Regions from separate parts of the Homo sapiens genome. Here region 2 is linked to region 1. A link is a contact called in ENCODE Hi-C or POLR2A ChIA-PET data. All regions are on one chromosome and are shown on one strand. The core of a region is the stretch at or near the end of the contact, and the rest is flanking DNA. Distances in the headings are between cores, read along the strand shown. Region 1 overlaps ASB13 (ankyrin repeat and SOCS box containing 13). Region 2 overlaps ANKRD16 (ankyrin repeat domain 16).

The links. A loop is a pair of places that touch in the nucleus more often than their neighbours do. ChIA-PET counts read pairs that join two places held with the same protein, here RNA polymerase II (POLR2A). Pooled maps may share reads with other maps.
Region 2: a pooled map shows a loop between it and region 1 (1.9-fold over the local background). The contact joins two enhancer-like sites. A Hi-C loop is called at or near these places in 25 of 168 maps with a recorded cell type or tissue (B cell, CD4-positive, alpha-beta T cell, CD4-positive, alpha-beta memory T cell and 16 more), 23 of 37 single-sample maps with no recorded cell type and 23 of 50 pooled maps. POLR2A ChIA-PET finds 5 or more read pairs at or near these places in 1 of 52 experiments (T-cell).

The regions. Positions count from the first base shown.
Region 1 is chr10:5,642,882-5,649,481 of GRCh38, forward strand. It overlaps ASB13 (ankyrin repeat and SOCS box containing 13), which reads right to left. Exons shown (of 6, transcript NM_024701.4): 4 at 6,089-6,223. Among named protein-coding and RNA genes, the nearest start is that of ASB13, 20 kb to the right of the region's middle. Within about 2 kb of position 3,095, at least 16 of the 41 ENCODE cell types and tissues checked have a DNase peak (open chromatin) inside an H3K27ac peak, as active enhancers do; they include B cell, where a contact is called at or near this core.
Region 2 is chr10:5,859,133-5,865,458 of GRCh38, forward strand. It overlaps ANKRD16 (ankyrin repeat domain 16), which reads right to left. Exons shown (of 8, transcript NM_019046.3): 8 at 2,484-3,559. It also overlaps the pseudogene RPL12P28. Among named protein-coding and RNA genes, the nearest start is that of TRV-TAC3-1, 8.5 kb to the left of the region's middle. RefSeq lists enhancers at 3,305-3,354, 3,655-3,724, 3,925-4,054. Within about 2 kb of position 2,344, at least 4 of the 41 ENCODE cell types and tissues checked have a DNase peak (open chromatin) inside an H3K27ac peak, as active enhancers do; they include B cell, where a contact is called at or near this core.

The DNA.
Region 1 (6,600 bases), core at 1,845-4,344:
CATGAGCCACCACACCTGGTCACATATGGCATTTTGCAACACACTAAAAAAAATTTTGATAAAAATATGATTTTTGTAACACATCATTCTTAGGGCACAGCCATCACTGATCCGATACAATGGAATCCCCCAGGGCTTCAGAATTCTTTTGAAAGAAAATGCCATTTTATTCGAAGTCTGTTCCTCAAGTAACAAAGGAGGTTATAAGAGAAAACAAATAAAAGAGAAGTGTTTTAAAGAAGCCAAGCAAATCGCCCAGCATCAGTAAAATAATTCGCCAAATGATAGATTCAAACCACAAACATAAAGTATTATCAAAAGTGGGATTTTAAAACAATCAGACACTAGCATGCCATCACTTCCCGACAGTCTCAGAGGGTCAAAAGAGGAGCTGAGAGGTGGAACGCTTTTACATTTTCTAGTTCCTCTAGCTCAAAAAGCATCGGAAAAATCCCGCTTTCTGCTTTAAAATATTTTAATCCCCTAAAAGCACATAAGAACCATGCTCATAACAGCATTCGTGGAGGGATCCTAAGAACGCCCCAGCCCTCCAAAGTGATGACATAATTTAAGAAAGTTCTTTCCACTTCCCGCAGCCAAAACTCAGAAGTCAGAACAGGAAAAGGATCTCTCAACTAGGAAAAATGCTAACTTATCTATGTCCTGAATTTGGCAGAAATGTACTACAAAAAAATAATATTCAAAAGCAATAGATTAAAGAAATATTTCCCCACAATTCAACCTCTCTTTCACATAAGGGGTTTTCCTCCAGTATAATGTTGCAATCATAACACGAAGTAAATTTTAACACTAAACATATGCTTGTAATGAAAAACAAATTGTACCATCCACAGAATCTAAAGTTCAAGTAGCTTTCTCTCATGTCATTAATTCTGGCAATATTCTTGCCAATTGGGAGAGAAAGAGATGGTCTCTATTTTAACAAAAGAAGAAAAACAGAGAAAGAGGCCCAAGGGAGGCACAGCTACTCTCTCACGATCAGGGAGAAAACCATGGCTGGAAAGAGCTCTAAAAATCACGCTCCCTGCCACGCTCCACAGACGAGGCCTTGGCCAGGGGCTCTTGCAGGGAGGCAGCCTTCCCAATGTACATCTTTTCAAAATGTGTGTTTGGCATCATTTGATTGGGTGGAAGGGAAGGAAGGTGAATAAGGAAGGAAATGAAATTGTGAATAAGGGATTGAAGGGAAACACCAGGCCAGGGGTGCAGGCAGCTACATGGATGGATCCTGAAAGTATAGCACTGAGTGAGCCAAGAAGAGAGTCAGAGATGAAACTCGATCAGCTATGTTCATTAAAAATATATGCTTGGGCCAGGTACAGGGCTCACGCCTGTAATCTCAGCACTTTGGGAATTCGAGGCGAGCGGATCTCTTGGGCCCAGGAAATCGAGACCAGCCTGCGCAACATAGTGAGACCCTAGCTCTACAAAAATTTAAAAATTACCCGGGGGGCGTGATGGCACACATCTGTGGTCCCACCTACTCTGGAGGCTGAGGTAGGAGGATCACTTGAGCCCGGGAGGTTGAGGCTGCAGCAAGCCACGATCGTACCACTGCACTCCAGCCTGGATGACAGAGTGAGGCCCATAGTGAGAAAGAGAACATAAACAGGTACTCGTTAGAGGAAAACAGGGCCAGACACGGTGGCTCATGCCTGTAATCCCAGCACTTTGAGAGCCTGAGGCGGGCAGATCACCTGAGGTCAGGAGTTCAAGACCAGCCTAGCCAATATGGTGAAACCTCGTCTCTACTAAAAATCCAAAAATTACCTGGGCGTGGTGGTGCACATCTATAATCCCAGCTACTCAGGAGGCTCAGGCATGAGAATCGCTTGAACCAGGGAGATGGAGGCTGCAGTGAGCAGAGATCACACCACTGCACTCCAGCCTGGGTGACAGAACGAGACTCCATCTCAGAAAAAAAAGAAAGAAAGAAGGGAACAGATACAGAGGAAAGAAGGAAGAGAGAAAGAGGGTAGGAGAGGGAAAGAAAGTAACTTTGTGTGAAGCAAGGATGGTAACATACCTTGAACTGAGAGGCAAGAGAAAGACTGAGGCAGAGACAGAGACACAGAGACAGAGAGAGACAAAGACAGGGAGCCAGGAAACAAGCAGGGAATTAAAAGCTCTGAACTTCGTGCTTCAGAGAAAAGGGGTCAACACAGGCTCATTACCAAAATCCTGCTTTCAACACAAAATAGGATTAAAGTGGATTCAGAGAACCCGTGGCCAGTGACGTGACGGGACCGCCTAAGACCTTAGCACGCCAAGACTGGCACAATCCTGGAACATAAACACAAATAGCTCAATAGGTGCTTGTTACCACAAGAGAAATTGAAAAAAAAAATTAAATTTAAAAAATTATAATTAAAAAATTTTTTAAAAATTAAACAACAATTTTAAAAAAATTTTTTAAATTGTGCCAGGGCCAGTGCTAAGAACAAAGGTGGAAGCAGGACCGTCCTCAGGGAGCCGCTTCCGAACACTCCTGGCAGAGTTCAACATTCACTGTCAGTGATCAGATTAAAAATTACTTCACCATCATAACCGGACTTTCACCCTCCCCAGCCCTCCTCCTTTGCAAATACAATCTGGTTCCTGGACTCGCCTCACTGCCTACAAAGAACAAGAACAACGGTCTCCACGTCCCCCGTGGGGTGCAACGTGGCTCTGCCTCACAGCTCAGCTCTCAAACCGCACATGAAAGCACCTGCACTCATGTGGGCCCCGACTGGTTCAATCCCTCTCCCCTCTCCACAGTAACTGGTTCAAATGATCCAGGCTTGAGCCGATCAGAATTTGGCAAAGTTTGGGCAAAGGGACTGGGGAGGGGTGCAGGAAAAGGGACTTTCCACTCTTCTGTTTTTCTAGAGACACGGTCCCTGGCTTTCCTTTGGTTTCCCGAGGGATCTGTGACCTGACCCCAAAAGATCAGAATCACTACTTTTTAAAAATCTGTTTGTGAGGACGTAGGGGATGCTGTTGTTTCTCTCTCCTCTGTATGTTTGAAATTTTCCGCAATGAAAAAATGGTTTCTAAGAAGAAGATGATGATCCATCTGCTCTCACAAGGGGTACTAGAGGAGACCACCCAAGAGTAGGATGGGAACCAGGAATCCCGCGTGGAGCTGATGGCTGGATGCTACCCACAGCATCGAGCCAACACCAACAGTCACTGTGCGGAGGCTTCCCCAAGAAAGCCACGTTCACCTCTAACTCCCCAGGGGCATGCAAACTCCCGGGGAGAGCTGTGGGAACCCCACTTTAGGGCGACAGTGGGCCTCACAGCTGCCCCTTCCTTTCCAGCCCCCACCCCCGACTGTGCTGCCACCTGGTAATGTGGTGGGGGCGGGAGCAGACCTGACTTCAGCTCCAGCGTGGGTCCCGCCTAGTCCAATCCCTCTCCCCTGACCACAGTAATTAGTTCTAATGACCCAGGCTTCAGCCCATCAGAATTTGGCAAAGTTTGGGCAAAGGGACTGGGGAGGGGTGTGTGAAAAGGGATTTTCCACTCCGCTGAAAGAGCCTCCAGAAGGCTTAAAACAGGAAACGTCTGGCGTGTAGGCCTGAAGCCACTGCAGCCCCGTGACCTTGCTCAGGGAGGCCGGAGGCTTAGGATGAAGCCAATACTGAGGAAAGCAGAATCGCAACGTTCAAAGAAACTGAGGCCTGGGTGACACCACGGAACCTCCGGTCCAGCCGCCCCTAATCCTGCTCTGCGTCTCAGCCCTGAAGTCACCTGAACTAGAAATGCCCGCCATTGTTTACCAGTGGAAGTGGCTTCCTGTTACTCGCAAAGGTGTCCAACTGACATGAAGTCCTAACTGATACAGAAAGGATGTTTGCTTTAAACACTAAGTTGATCCCTTTCCCTACAACCACACCAAACAGAACGAAGGTAAAAATGGAACTCGTGTGTACTGAGCTCATAAAGGCTTGATATGAACGCACTGCGCTGTGTTCATAGAAACGGATCCAGCTGCCAGAGGAACGGCTCGGCTGGAAACGCTTACACCTGCTTCCAATGGAGATACTTCTAAGACAGTGTATAAAAAAATTAAAAGTACCTCAACAACTATTCCTACACAAAACGAATCTTTTCCACTAAAAAGACTGAAAAGTGGCACATGAAAGTGAGTAAGATTCTCCAATAAAAAACTACACATAACTAAGCTCAAATGGCTGTCATCAGGGGGAATTCATGATCTTCCTGTTCCCAAACAGGTTTGTTCTTGTTGTTAAGAGAAGGGGACTTGCTATGTTTCCCAGGCTGGCTGAAACTCCCGGGCTCAAGCAATCCTCCCGCCTCAGCCTCCCAAAGTGCTGAGACTATGGCTGTGAGCCACAGTGCCCAGCCATCCTAAACAGTTTTGTTTTTATCCTACACTACACCCAGAATTTGGATAAGATGATGAAACTAAAATTTTCCCTCAACAAAACATTTAAGTTGGGTTGATAAAAACCCTGTGCTAACAGTCACTTTGGCTAAAACTTTTGGTATAGACAGGTCCTGAGCCTAATCCTCGATTGGTTGGTCTTTTTGGTTTTGATTTTTTTCCCTCTTTGGGAATCTCAATCCTGAGTCTTTTCGAACACCCGACAATGGCCTGGATTCCAAATGCTCCATATTCTCCTAAACGCTGCCAACTCCACTTCCCATTACATCCCCTTCTCTCTTGGATTCAGGCAGCAACCTCACCAGGCAGCTGTGGGGACAGTGGCCTGTGATCTCTAGAAATAATCATTGGCATCTGTTGAGTACCTACTAGGACACACCAGGCACCGGGGAAACATCCTCAGTTCTCCCAGCAACCTGCAGCATAGATTCTTCCAGTGTTACAGATATGTAAACTGAGGCCCGAGGTCTCAGCTGGCAAGTAAGAGAGCCAGCCTCCAACCCTGGTCCCTCTGACTCCTCTACCCAGCTCTCTGCTAGGCACAGTAAATACCTGTTCAGGTAAATGCTCGTGCAAGTAAACACCTGCTCAGGTGAACAGCCTTGCAAGTATATACCCATTCAGGCAAACTTCTCAGATAAATCCATAAATACACACTCTGCAGGTAAACACCCACTCAGGCAAACACCCACTCAGGCAAACACCCACTCAGGCAAACACCCACTCAGGTAAACACCTACTCAGGCAAACACCCACTCAGGTAAACACCCACGCAGGCAAACACCCACGCAGGCAAACACCCACTCAGGTAAACACCCACACAGGTAAACACCCACTCAGGTAAACAACCACGCGGGTAAACACTCACGGGGGTAAACACCCACTCAGGTAAACACCCACGCAGGCAAACACCCACTCAGGTAAACACCCACGCAGGCAAACACCCACTCAGGTAAACACCCACTCAGGTAAACACCCACGTGGGCAAACACCCACTCAGGTAAACACCCACTCAGGCAAACACCCCCTCGGGTAAACACCCACGTGGGCAACACCCACGGGGGTAAACACCCATGCAGGCAAACACCCACTCAGGCAAACACCCCCTTGGGTAAACACCCACTCAGGCAAACACCCACTCAGGTAAACACCCACGCAGGCAAACACCCACTCAGGTAAACACCCACTCGGGCAAACACCCACTCGGGTAAACACCCACGCGGGCAAACACCTACTCAGGTAAACACCCACTCAGGTAAACACCCACGCAGGCAAACACCCACGCAGGCAAACACCCCCTCGGGTAAACACCCACGGGGGTAAACAACCACGCAGGTAAACACCCACGCGGGCAAACACCCACTCGGGCAAACACCCCCTCGGGTAAACACCCACGCGGGCAAACACCCCCGGGGGTAAACACCCACGCAGGTAAACACCCACACGGGCAAACACCCACTCAGGCAAACACCCACTGGGGTAAACACCCACGCGGGCAAACACCCACTCCGGTAAACACCCACGCGGGCAAACATCCACTCCGGTAAACACCCACTCGGGTAAACACCCACTCGGGCAAACACCCACTTGGGCAAACACCCACGCAGGTAAACACCCGCTCGGGCAAACACCCACTCAGGTAAACACCCGCTCGGGCAAACACCCACTCACCTGCATTGAGCAGCACTTTGACACAGTCCAGATGCTCCCGGGCACAGGCAACGTGCAGAGGGGTCCCAAAATGGCAATCGTGCGCTTCCAGATTGGCCCCGACGTCAATAAGAAGCCTCACACATTCGGAACTCCCTTAAGATAAATGGAAAAGGGGGGGAATGTCCTTGAATACGGACACTGGAGACAACAAGCACACAGACGCGGCAGGGGCAGCAGCCTCCATCCTTGGTGCAGGGCAGGGAAGCCAGGCAGGCCTGCGTCCCAACCTAGGGAGGAGTTCATGACCCGCATGGCCCTCAGGAAGCCAGGACACGGCTCTGCGCCCCGCTGAGGACGGAGGGCTCAAGGCAGTGGGAGAAACGGGCCTGGCCGGCTTCTTGCTGTGAGAACAGAAGACATGGGGCACCACCTAGAATGGGTCAGGGAAAACTCCCCCGCTGCCCCCCTGCCCTGTGTCTACCTGCGGCTGTCAGCACTGAGCCCAGCCTCCCAGGAAACCCCCCAGACTT
Region 2 (6,326 bases), core at 1,094-3,593, 220 kb after region 1:
GGCTGACGGGACGCAGGAGTGAGCCCAGTTGCGAGCAGCAAAGCCACCCAGATGCCCTACAGACTCCTGTTTCAACCCAGTGAGCTTTGGGGTGGTCTGTCATTTAGTAACAGCTAACTGATACAGGTAAAAATAGGAAAAAGGGCTATAATGGCCAAAAAAACAAATCTAAAGATCTTCAATCTGATTGAGAAATGCCAAGGCCGGGTGTGGTGGCTTATGCCTGTAATCCCAACACTTTTGGAGGCCAAGGTGAAAGGACTGCTTAAGGCCAGGAGTTCGAGACCAGCCTGGCCAACACAGTGAGACCCCCCTATAAAAGTGGAATCTCTACATAAATTTTAAAAATTAGCTGGGCGAGCTGGTGCGTGCTTGTGGTCCCAGCTGCTCAGGAGGCTGAGAAGGGAGGATTGCTTGAGCCTAGGAGGTCGAGGTTGCTTGAGCCTAGGAGGTCAAGGCTGCAGTGAGCTATGGTCACACCACTGCACTCCAGTCTGGGCAACAGAACAGGACCCTGTCTTTAAAAAAAAAAAAAAAAAGAAATGCAAAATTAAAATCATGAGATAGTACATCATGTTAGTGGCCATTAAAAGTGTGATACCGTGGCCAGGCGCAGTGGCTCACGCCTGTAATCCCAGCACTTTGGGAGGCCGAGGCTGGTGGATCACCTGAGGTCAGGAGTTTGAGACCAGCCTGGCCAACATGGTGAAACCCCATCTCTACTAAAATACAAAAATTAGCTGGAAGTGGTGGTGTGCGCCTATAATCCTAGCTACTTGGGAGGCTGAGGCAGGAGAATCGCTTGAACCCAGGTGATGGAGGTTGCAGTGAGCTGAGATTGTGCCACTGCACTCCAGCCTGGGCGAGAGTGAGACGCCGTCTCAAAAAAAAAAAAAAAGTGCGATACCACACAGCTTTGGTGATGGGTATGCCTGGGAAGGAATCTTGGCAAAAGCGATGTCTGTGGTGCTCAAGACCCATCCCAGCCTCCTGGGCATGTGAGCCCCACACTGCAGACACAGGGAAGTTACCAGCTACATGCCCCAGGCTCCCCTAGGTCCAGATTTTGAGATGTGAGTTGGATTCTGCTAATTGCTTGAGTTTCGGAAAGCAGAAGCGAAAGCCGTATTTCTGCTTCCACTGGCAAAGGCTGCAAGTGATTTTCTGTGGAGTGTTTTCTGATCATTTGGCCTCTCGACTGTAGCAGATGAAGACAGCAAGCTTCTGGAGTTGGAAGCGAAGGCAGCAGCTTCCTATACTGGCAAAGATTTTCCTGATTGAAAAGGCACTTCTTTTTGAGGCCTAGGTCTGAAGTACAGCCCTTGATATCGTCCCTGAAAGTTCAACGAGATTTGTTCTCGAGCCTTCCTGACAATTCTGCATACCATCAGGACCCCGTAACAAATCTTCTGCATAAGCTGGCTCCAATGAACGCTAGTCTCTGCTAACTGAACTGTAGCTGATACAGTTGGCAACCTAAAAAAATGGACAGATCCTTTGATCCGCTTCTAGGAATTTATCTTCCAGTCATTCCCATAAGGACACAAAGATGTGTCCGGCACTGCTGTTTATAATAACTTAAACAACCCCAGAATGTCCTAAAATGTCCAGAAATAGGGAACAGCTTAGACAAATTGTGGCACATCTGAAAGATGGAATGTCAGAAAGAATGCAACATTATGCAAAGTTAAAAAGAATGAGGTAGATCTTTAAGAACTAATGAGAAAATGAAAATAACAAAACAAAAAGAACTAATGAGAAACAATGCACTCAGTTTAAAGTTGCAAGAGTGTTATATGATCCTATTTGGAATAATCTTTATTTGTACTGTCTGAATTATTTTTCCCCAGAAGCAAATATTTTAGAATATAAACTCATTAAAAATGAAATAAAGCGCATGAGTGTTACATCATATATAACCTTATTCAAATCCATGGGTAATTCCTTGAAGGCATACCATGTGCAGGAGCTGTGTGCAGCCTTCTGGGGTTTGTAAGGTGCGTAAGATACAGTAACTGACCCAGGCGGGGTGCGGTGGCTCACGCCTGTAATCCCAGCACTTTGGGAGGCTGAGACGGTTGGATCACCTGAGGTCAGGAGTTTGAGACCAGCCTGGCCAACATGATGAAACCCTGTCTCTACTAAAAATACAAAAATTAGCCGCGCACGGTGGTGGGAGCCTGTAATCCCAGCTACTTGGGAGGCTGAGGCAGAAAAATCACTTGAACCCAGGGGGCGGAGGTTGCAGTGAGCCGAGATCGTACCACTGCACTCCAGCCTGGGCGGCAGAGTGACTCTGACTCATAAAAAGAAATAGTAACTGACCTCCAGGGATGCATGACTCAGTGGCCTTGACTACCACTTATATAAATAGTTCTAACATAAGGCGAACCATGGGATAATTGCTACAAAGTGCAAAGCAGGAACAGGGGCGGAGAAATTAATTCTTGTGAACCTGGAAGACATCTGACGACTCTGCTGGGTGTGGATGAAGAGATTATGCCAAGAGCTAATTTTTATTAAATGCTTTTTCTATTCCTGGGTTCTTTGAGAATCATTGACATTTATTATTTACTACACATCAGACACGGTGTTAAGTGGCTTAGATGAAATGTCTTTTTTTTTTTTGGTTATCAGATAACCCTTTGTGAAAATATTTTCCTTTGCATTCTTTAACTAGCTGGGCATTCCACAGCTTCACTGTTGGTATCATCTGTGATACTATCAACATGGCAGCTCACAGACTGGGCAGGCCCCAGGAATTCTTTTTTTTTTTTTTTTTTTTTGGAGACGGAGTCTTGCTCTGTTGCCCAGGCTGGAGTGCAGTGGCGCATATTCGGCTCACTGCAAGCTCTGCCTCCAGGGTTCACAGCATTCTCCTGCCTCAGCCTCCTGAGTAGCTGGGACTACAGGCGCCCACCACCATGCCTGGCTAATTTTTTTGTATTTTTAGTAAGAGACGGGGTTTCACCACGTTAGCCAGGATGGTCTCGATCTCCTGACCTCATGATCCTCCCGCCTCGGCCTCCCAAAGTGCTGGGATTACAGGCATGAGCCACCGCAACCGGCCCCCAGGAATTCTTTAATGGTTCCAGAGAGTTCTCTGGCTAAAGACTGCTGCTGCATCTGTTAGGCAATGTTGACAATCTCATCAGAAGTGGTGCTACCACTGTGTTTCATGTTTTTGTGTTTCTTTCTTTCTGTCGGTGGTTCCTGAGGGTTGTGACGATCAGGGCAGAGGCAGAAGGCACCACCTCAATCTGGGCCTGTCTGCTGTGGCTGGTCAGTTTCACTATCATCCTCAGACTCTTCCAGTCAATGGTTGGTGATGTCATCAGCAACCATTTTTGGAGACAGACCCAGGGAGCTGACCTTGGGGGCCAGTGCAGATGTGGCACTGACTTCACCACTGGTACACCTCAGATATACAACTTTGATCTCGCTGGGGTCAAACGTAGGTGGCTGCGGTTGGTTGAACTCAGGTTCAGGATGACTGAAGCAAGTTGCACTTGGCTTTCTCTGAGCCGAAAAACGAAAGGTGCTCAGGCTCCCAGCAACTCTGTGAAGAAAGAGTTATTATCATCTCAGTTTACAGATGAAACAGAAGCTCAGAGAGGGCAAGCAGCTAGCACAAGGTCCCACAGCTGGACTCAGGGCTGCTGGCTACAGGGCCTGGCTCTACATGCTGCACAGTCAGAGAGGGAGAGTCCCATGCGCAGTTGGAAGGGAGAAGGGAAGGGGAGGCTGGCGCTAGATAGTAACAAGCTGTGTGTTTTGGGCATTTCCCCTGTACCAGACACTGTGCTAAATGACCCTTCTGCTCTGTTTGCCTGGAAAAGTCCCCATCTTAGTGAATTCTGACTTTCCACCTACTGTCCCGGAGCAGCTGACTGTGGTGGAGAAAACTGCAGGACAGGGACCCTCAGCTGCTGCTATACAGCCAGTGATCCTGCCACGTCCCTGACTCCATGGGCTTTCAACACGAGGCCTCCCCAACGCAGTGTCCACACCAGCATTACTGTGGAACTTGGGAGACATGCAGATCCCACAGGAGAGGGAAGGGGGAGCTGCTCTCAATTCAGATCAAGTTTCCCCTGTGCCAGAAGAATCAGTCCTCCAGATGGGTGGGCAGCACTGGGCCTGAGGTGAATGTTACTGTGCTGTACGCTCACAAAGTTAGAGGGCAGAGCTCATATTAAAGGTTCATACTGAGAGGTGAAGCCAGCTGGACTTCCTGGGTCAAATGGGGACTTGGAGAACTTTTCTGTGTAGCTAAAGGATTGTAAATGCACCAATCAGCACTCTGTAAAAATGTACCAATCAGCGCTCTGTGTCTAGCTAAAGGATTGTAAACATACCAATCAGCACGCTGTAAAGTGGACCAATCAGCACTCTGTAAAATGGACCAATCAGCAGGACGTGGGCGGGGACAAATAAGAGAATAAAAGCTGGCCACCCCCTGCCAGCAGCAGCAACCCACTTGGGTCCCCTTCCACACTGTGGAAGCTTTGTTCTTTTGTTCTTCATAATAAATCTTGCTGCTGCTCATTCTTTGGGTCCACACCAACTTTAAGAGCCATAACACTCACCGTGAGGGTCTGCGGCTTCATTCCTGAAGTCAGCAAGACCACAAACCCACTGGGAAGAACAAACAACTCTGGATGCACCATCTTTAAGACTGTAACACTCACTGCGAGGTCCACGGCTTCATTGTTGAAGTCAGTGAGACCAAGAACGCACCAGAAGGAATAAAGTCCGGATACATTTTGGCGACCCAGATGGGAAACACTCAGGCATCAACAGGCTCACCCTTGAAATGCATCTAAGCCATTGGGACCAGTTTGACCCACAAACCCTGAAAAAGAGGTGGCTCATTTTTTTCTGCACTACAGCCTGGCCCCAATATTCTCTCTCTGATGGGGAAAAATGGCCACCTGAGGGAAGTATAAATTACAATACTATCCTGCAGCTTGACCTTTTCTGTAAGGGAGAAGGCAAATGGAGTGAAATACCTTATGTCCAAGCTTTCTTTTAAGGAGAATCCACAACTATGCAAAGCTTACAACTTACATCCCACAGGAGGACTTCTCAGCTTACCCCCAGATCCTAGCCTCCCTATAGCCCCTTCCTATTAATGATAAGCCTCCTCTAACCTCCCCTGCCCAGAAGGAAACAAGCAAAGAAATCTCCAAGGGACCACAACCTCCCCCCCACCCCTGCTATCGGTTATGTCCTTTTCAAGCTGTATGGGGAGGGGAATTTGGCCCAACCCGGGTACATGTCCCCTTCTCCTTCTCTGATTTAAAGCAGATCAAGGTAGACCTGGGTAAGTTTTCAGATATATCCTGATAGGTATATAGATGTCCCACAGGGTCCAGGGCAAACCTTCAATCTCACCTGGAGAGATGTCATGCTATTGCTAGATCACACCCTGGCCTTTAATGAAAAGAATGCGGCTTTAGCTGCAGCCCGAGAGTTTGGAGATACCTGGAATCTTAGTCAAGTAAATGACAGAATGACAGCCGAAGAAAGGGACAAATTCCCTACTGGTCAGCAAGCCGTCCCCATTATGGATCTCCAGTGGGACCTCAACTCAGACCATGGGTACTGGAGTTGTAAACATCTGCTGATCTGTGTTCTAGAAGGACAAAGGAGAATTAGGAAAAAGCCTGTGAATTATTTGATGATGTCCACCATAACTCAGGGAAAGGAAGAAAATCCTTCTGCCTTCCTCGAGCGGCTACGGGAGGCCTTAAGAAAATATACTCCCCTGTCGCCCGACTCACTCGAGGGTCAATTGATCCTAAAAGGTAAGTTTATTATCCAATCAGCCACAGATATCAGGAGAGAGCTCCAAAAGCGAGCCCTGGGCCCTGAACAAAATCTGGAGGCATTATTAAACCTGGCAACCTCTGTGTTCTATGATAAGGACCAAGAGGAACAGGCTGAAAAGGAAACGTTAGATCAGAGAAAGGCTGCAGCCTTAGTCATGGCCCTCAGACAAACCAACCTTGGTGGTTCAGAGAGCACAGAAAATGGAGCAGGCCAATCACCTGGTAGGGCTTGTTACCAGTGTGGTTTGCAAGGACACCTTAAAAAAGACTGTCCAACAAGAAACAAGCTGCCCCCTCGCCCATGTCCACTATGCCGAGGCAATCACTGGAAGGTGCACTGCCCCAGAGGACAAAGGTTCTCTGGGCCAGAAGCCCCCAACCAGATGATCCAACAACAGGACCGAGGGTGCCCAGGGCAAGCGCCAGCTCATGTCATCACCCTCACTGAGCCCCAGGTATGTTTAACTATTGAGGGCCAGGAAATCGACTTCC